Regions from separate parts of the Mus musculus genome. Here region 2 is linked to region 1. A link is a loop called in an ENCODE intact Hi-C map of the cell type or tissue named here. Cell type or tissue: left cerebral cortex. All regions are shown on one strand. Each heading gives the region's core, and the rest is flanking DNA. Links, peaks and the distances in the headings are about the cores only. Region 1 has its middle 15 kb from the start of Ly6m. Region 2 has its middle 21 kb from the start of Gm52219.

Region 1 (2,803 bases), core at 36-2,535:
GTGGCCATCTGTCTCTTGGGGTTAAGGATGGCTCTGTAAAACTTTGGCTCTGTCCACTCCTTCATGTATCCCCATTCATCCTGGCTTTCCACGTGCCAGAGGGGCTTAGCCAAGCCCGTAGGTTCTGCTGGAATCCTCCCACGGGAGGTGGTAGCCAGGAGAGCAGAAGAGGGAGTCCAGGCTGAGGGCGGGGCTTTGGGAGGGAGGGGAGGAGCCTGGGGCAGAGTTTCATTTCCAGAAGTGAGGAGGGAGGTGAGGGGGTGGGGAGAACAAAGGCGGGCTCTCAGGCCTAGGGTGAGGTGCCAGTGTGGAGCCACCTGCCCTGCCCACGCTGGATTAGGTTAGGTCCTAGTCATCTGTTTCATGGCCCAGGCACACGAACCCACTGCATTCCAGCACCCACAGACATATTTCTTCGGGCTTTGGCGGTGTTGAGTCCTTTCGGCACTTCTGTCTCCTGCTCTTGCCAGCTGAGGATCCTCCCCAGAGGACCTTCCTCTGCTCCCTCCAAACCCTGCTGTGACCTCAAAGGGTGCTTAGTCTGTTGGCCTAGGTCTCTCATTGAGATGCTAAGTCTTCTACACACTGGGCGGCTATGAACAGCTTGGGCTTGGTACCTCAGTTTCTAGGGGCTCCCTGGGCCCCTTTGGACTTCCCACTGGGGGCTTGGACCTATCCTCTTCCCTCCTTCCCCTTCTCGACCAAGCCCTCCCCCCCCCCACGTCACCCACACCCCTGCCAGTCTTCATGGGCACTGGAGAGCCCAGCACACCAGAGGCGGCTTCTAGGTTCCACTTGGAAGGACAGCCTGAATGCAGGAAGGTCTCTGTGTTAGCTAATTTTGGTTGTCAACTTGACATATTTGGGAAAGGGACCCTCAACTGAGAAACAGATGCTATCAGGTTGGACTGTGAACATGTGAAGCACTGTCTTACCCAGTAATTGATGTGGGAGAACCCAGACCACGATGGGCAGGGCCATCTCTATGCAGGTGGGCCTGGGCCGGAGCAAGCCAAGGAGAGCAAGGCATTATGCAGCGGTCCTCTGCTGCTTTTAGTTCCTGCCTTGGATTCACCTGATGGTTGACTGTAGCCAGTAAGTAAATAAATCCTTCCCCAAGTTGGAGTCTGTCAGTGCTTTGTCACAGCAGCAGAAACTTCTAGAACAGTCTCTGAGCCCATCCTGGGGCCCCGGGGAATCTGCTGGGGCCCTGTGATTGCTATCTCTGGTTCTGTATTCTGGGAGCTGAGACTCCAGGCTAGTTTCTGGGGATCATTGTGCCAAGATCCTCCGCTTACTGCTGGGCAGACAGAGGGGTTGCATGCGTGATTCTGTAGTCTCCTGCTGTTCCGTGGCAAGACCCGTGGCTTTAAGCTGGTGGCCAGCTCGAGGGCTGAAAGCACCACCCTCACTTCACCCCCAGCCCCTCCTATTTTTCATACATAGGGCAGCTGGAATCAGGCTTAGCTCTGGGCTCTGTGTAATTCCCAGGTGGAGCTGAAGTTCCCACGATGTTACAGGGTCCTGAGCTAGGCTACATGCGCCCCCTGGTGGCAACGGCTCTCACATCCATGGTATTTTTTCAGTCTTGGCCATGTGATAAGCCAGCAAATAATTTGAATAGAATTCAAAGAACTATGTGCATGGGTGTGCTTGTAGTGTAAAGTGTAAGCCCATGGTGTGTATGTGATGTGTGTGGGGGCCTTTTGCAGTATGTGGGTAGTATGTGTGCAGTGTTATATCCTGTCTGGTCCATGTGTTGTATATGGTGTGGTTCTATATAGAAGGTTTCTACATATCCTGTGCTATACAAATGATGTTTTGTGGTATGTGATCTGCATTTATATGTAATCCCTGTATGAATATTGTGTGTATGATGTACAAAGGTGTGTACGTGTGTTATGCATGCTTTGCAAAATATGTTGTATGTGGTGTGCCTGTATGTTCATGAGTGTTGCTTCTGAACATGGTATAATGGTGTGTTTGTGTTTGTGAGAGAGAAACAAAGTATGAGTGTGTGTGTTTGTTTAATGTGGTATGTGGTGTGCATGTGTGTATGGTGTATGTGTGAATGGTGTGTGTGTGTGTAGGAGGGTGGAATGTGTGTGTTAGGATAAACTGAGGGCTTCAAGCCTCCCTAGGGTAACTCAATTGGGGAACTAAACTCATATCATCTGTAAGAGCAGTGTGTACACCATTAACCACTGAGCCATTCCTCTAGTCCCCACAACCGCTTGGTGGGTTTTTAAATTATCAGCTCCATCATTAGAGTCTTGAATCATGGCTGGGCACACGGTCCAGCAGCCATTCCATCACCTCAGAGATAGAAAAACACTCCACCAGTCCAACAGACTTGTGCTCTGCAGCTACATATCTGTGGCCTTGCCACAGGGGAGGGTGACATGGTTGCAAAGAGAAGTCCATTTGGTTGTCATGGTTGCAAAGAGAAGTCCATTTGGTTGCCACAGAGGAGCATCTCCCCAAACTCCTCCATCTTGCTAGGTTCACCTTGGCAGATAAATCAATGAAAGCCTGTCCCACCAGGCAGCCTGTGGGGATGGTGAGTCAGCATGGTACAGTCGAGATGCCTCTGCCCTGCGGTTCTGATTTTTTGTCTTCCTTCCTTCCTTCCTTCCTTCCTTCCTTCCTTCCTTCCTCTCTCTCTGTCTCTCTCTCTCTGTCTCTCTCTTTCTCTCTCTCTGTCTCTCTCTCTCTCTCTTTCTTTCTTTCTTTCTTTCTTTCTTTCTTTGTGTTTGTTTGTTTGTTTGGTTGGTTGGTTGGTTGGTTGGTTTTCGAGACAGGG
Region 2 (2,803 bases), core at 296-2,795, 190 kb before region 1:
CCAGAAAATGTTCCAACATGTAAAAGGACACAGGCTCCAATATGTTCATAGTAGCCTTATTTATAATAGCCAGAAGCTGTAAAGAACCCCAGCAGAGGAATGGATACAGAAAATGTGGTACAGTTACACAATGGAGTACTACTCAGCTATTAAAAACAATGAATTTATGAAATTTGTAGGCAAATGGATGGATCTGGAGGATATCATCCTGAGTGAGGTAACCCAATCACAAAAGAACACACGTAATATGCACTCACTAATAAGTGGATATTAGCCAAGAAACACAGAAACTCTGAATATTCAAGATGCAATTCACAAACCACCTGATACTCAAGAAGAAGGAAGACCATGGTGTGGATACTTCTATCTATCTTATAAGTGGGGAACAAAACACCCGGGAAAGAGTTACAGAGACAAAGTGTGGAGTAGACTGAGGAAAGGACCATCTAGAGGCTGACTCACCTGGGGATCCATCCTATTTGCAATGTTAATCCTTTCTTAGCCTGTTGTTTTGATGGCATTGGAAGCCCAAAATGACCAGGGGGAAGTCTGAGCTTCCAGTTCAATGGCATGTTTGTTGTGGCTCCTCATAGGAGCACTACCCCATCTGGAAGCAAAACTTCTAGGCCAACAAAACCTAGAATTGTGAGGATAGGGAGCAAATATTTTCCTAGAGGGTCACTAGGACTGATAGTGAGTGGAACTATTCCCTTCTCCACCTCTTGATCCTACACCCATGGATCCTGGCTGTGGGAGAAACCATACCACATATCATATGCTGATTCAAAGCATCAACTGCCTTCTGAAGAACTCTGCCCCAGCCCTCCATGCTGCTGACACAGAACTGGTGCTGTAAGTGCATCTTCAAAAGGCCATTCCATCTTCCTAACAAACCAACTGAAGCAACTGCTTCAGGATGATGGGGAACATGGTACAACTACTGGATTCCATGATCATGCTATAACTGTTACACTTCTCTGGCATTAAAATTAGTTCCTTGGTCAGAAGCAATACTGTCTGGAATACCACAATGATAGATAAGGCATTCTGTTAGTCCAGGGATGGTGGTTTTGGCAGAAACATTACCTCCATAAAAGGCAAATCCATTAAAGGAATTAAGGTTCTACTCCAGTAAGAACAAAATGTTACCCTTTCCATGGAGGAAGTGGTCAAATGTAGTCAACCTGCCACCATGTTGCTAGCAGGTTACCTCTAGGAATAGTGCCATATCTGGGGCTCAGTGTCGTCTCTGATGTTGGCAGATGTGACATTCAGCAGCAGCTGTAGCCGGGTCAGCCTTGGTGATTGGAAGTCCATGTTGTTGAGTCCAAACATAACTTTGATCTCGGCCACCATGGGCACTTTGTTCATGTGTCCTTTGAGCAATGACAGGGATGGCTGGAGAAAGAGGCTTACTGTCCACAGAATGGGTCATCTTATCCACCTGATTATTGAACTCCTCAGCTGAAGTTACCTTTTTGTGAGTATTTACATGGGACACAAATATTTTCACATCCTTTGATCATTTGGAGAGATCTATCCACATACTTCTTCCCCAGATGTCTTTTCACCAATTTTCCAATGGTGATCTCTGCAAGTCACTGGCCATTCAGCCAACCCATTGGCTGCATCCCATGAGTCAGTGAACAATGGTACATCTGGCCATTTCTTCTTCCAAACAACTTGTAATACCATGAGTACTTCCCAAAGTTCTGCCCACTGTGAAGATTTTCTTCACCTGTATCTTTTAGGGTTGTCCTGGAAAGGGGTTGTAATGCTGCAGGTGTCCACTTCATCTGCATAATGAACAGAGCCATCAGGGAACTAGGTCTTACTTTTCCCTTCTTTGGTCAGCCAATCATACAGAACATCCCATGAGGCTATAGTTACATGCTTTGGAGCAGAGGGCACTGTAACAGTGGTAGAAACCATAGGCATTTGAGCAACTTCTTCGTGGAACTTTCTTGTGCCTTTGGCACCAGTTCAGGCCTGATCATGTACAAGCCACTTCTATTTGGTTATAGACCACTGTTGTGCACATCTCACTTTATGACTTGGAGGGTCTGATAACACCCAGCTCATGATGGGCAATTCAGGTTGCATGGTAACTAGGTGTCTTATTGTCAAACATTCAGTTTTGCCTAAGGCCCAATAGCAAGCCAAGATCAATTTTTCAAAGGGAGAATAGTTGTTTGCAGATAATGTTAGAGCTTTGCTCCAAAATCCCAAAGGTCTCTTCGGTTATTCACCTACAGGGGCCTGCCAGTGGCTCCAAACATGATGTCCATCTGCCACTGACACCTCAAATACCATCCTGTCTGCTGGGTCATATGGTCCTAGTGGTAAAGAAGCTTGCACAGCAACCTGGACCTGTTGGAGCGCCTTCTCCTCTTCCAGGCCCCACACAAAGCTAGCAGCTTTCTGAGTCACTTGGTAAATGCTCTTGAGCAACATACCCAAGTGGGGATTTTGCTGTCTCTAGAATCCAAATAGACCCATGAAATGTTGTGCTTCTTTCTTGGAGGTAGGAGGGGCCAGGTGCAGTAAATTATCTTTCATCTTAGAAAGAACATCTCTGCATGTTCCACATCACCGGACTCCTGAGAATTTCACTGAGGTAGATGGCCCTTGAATTTTGGTTGGATTTATTTCCCATCCTCTGATATGCATATGTGTTACCAATAAGTCCAAAGTGATTGCTACTTCCTGCTCACGTGGTCCAATCAACATAATGTCATCAATATAGTAAGTATACCCATGTGATATTTTGTGGAAGAGACAAATGATCAAGATCCCTTCTAAC

Evidence for each region. Hi-C counts contacts between places; a loop is a spot of excess contacts. Peaks named below come from ENCODE experiments on the same cell type or tissue, not always from the same donor. Only the 100,000 strongest peaks of a DNase experiment are listed, where the experiment ranks them.
Region 2: it touches region 1 in a loop (2.1-fold over the local background); 2 of 42 quality-filtered maps call a loop at or near these places.

What each region holds. Positions count from the first base shown.
Region 1 is chr15:74,895,248-74,898,050 of GRCm38, reverse strand. No RefSeq gene overlaps it. Among named protein-coding and RNA genes, the nearest start is that of Ly6m, 15 kb to the right of the region's middle. In left cerebral cortex, for the core only: a CTCF peak has its summit at 1,549 (motif pointing left); a DNase peak (open chromatin) is centred at 1,542.
Region 2 is chr15:75,081,048-75,083,850 of GRCm38, reverse strand. No RefSeq gene overlaps it. Among named protein-coding and RNA genes, the nearest start is that of Gm52219, 21 kb to the left of the region's middle. In left cerebral cortex, for the core only: no CTCF peak of the experiment used is centred there; no DNase peak of the experiment used is centred there.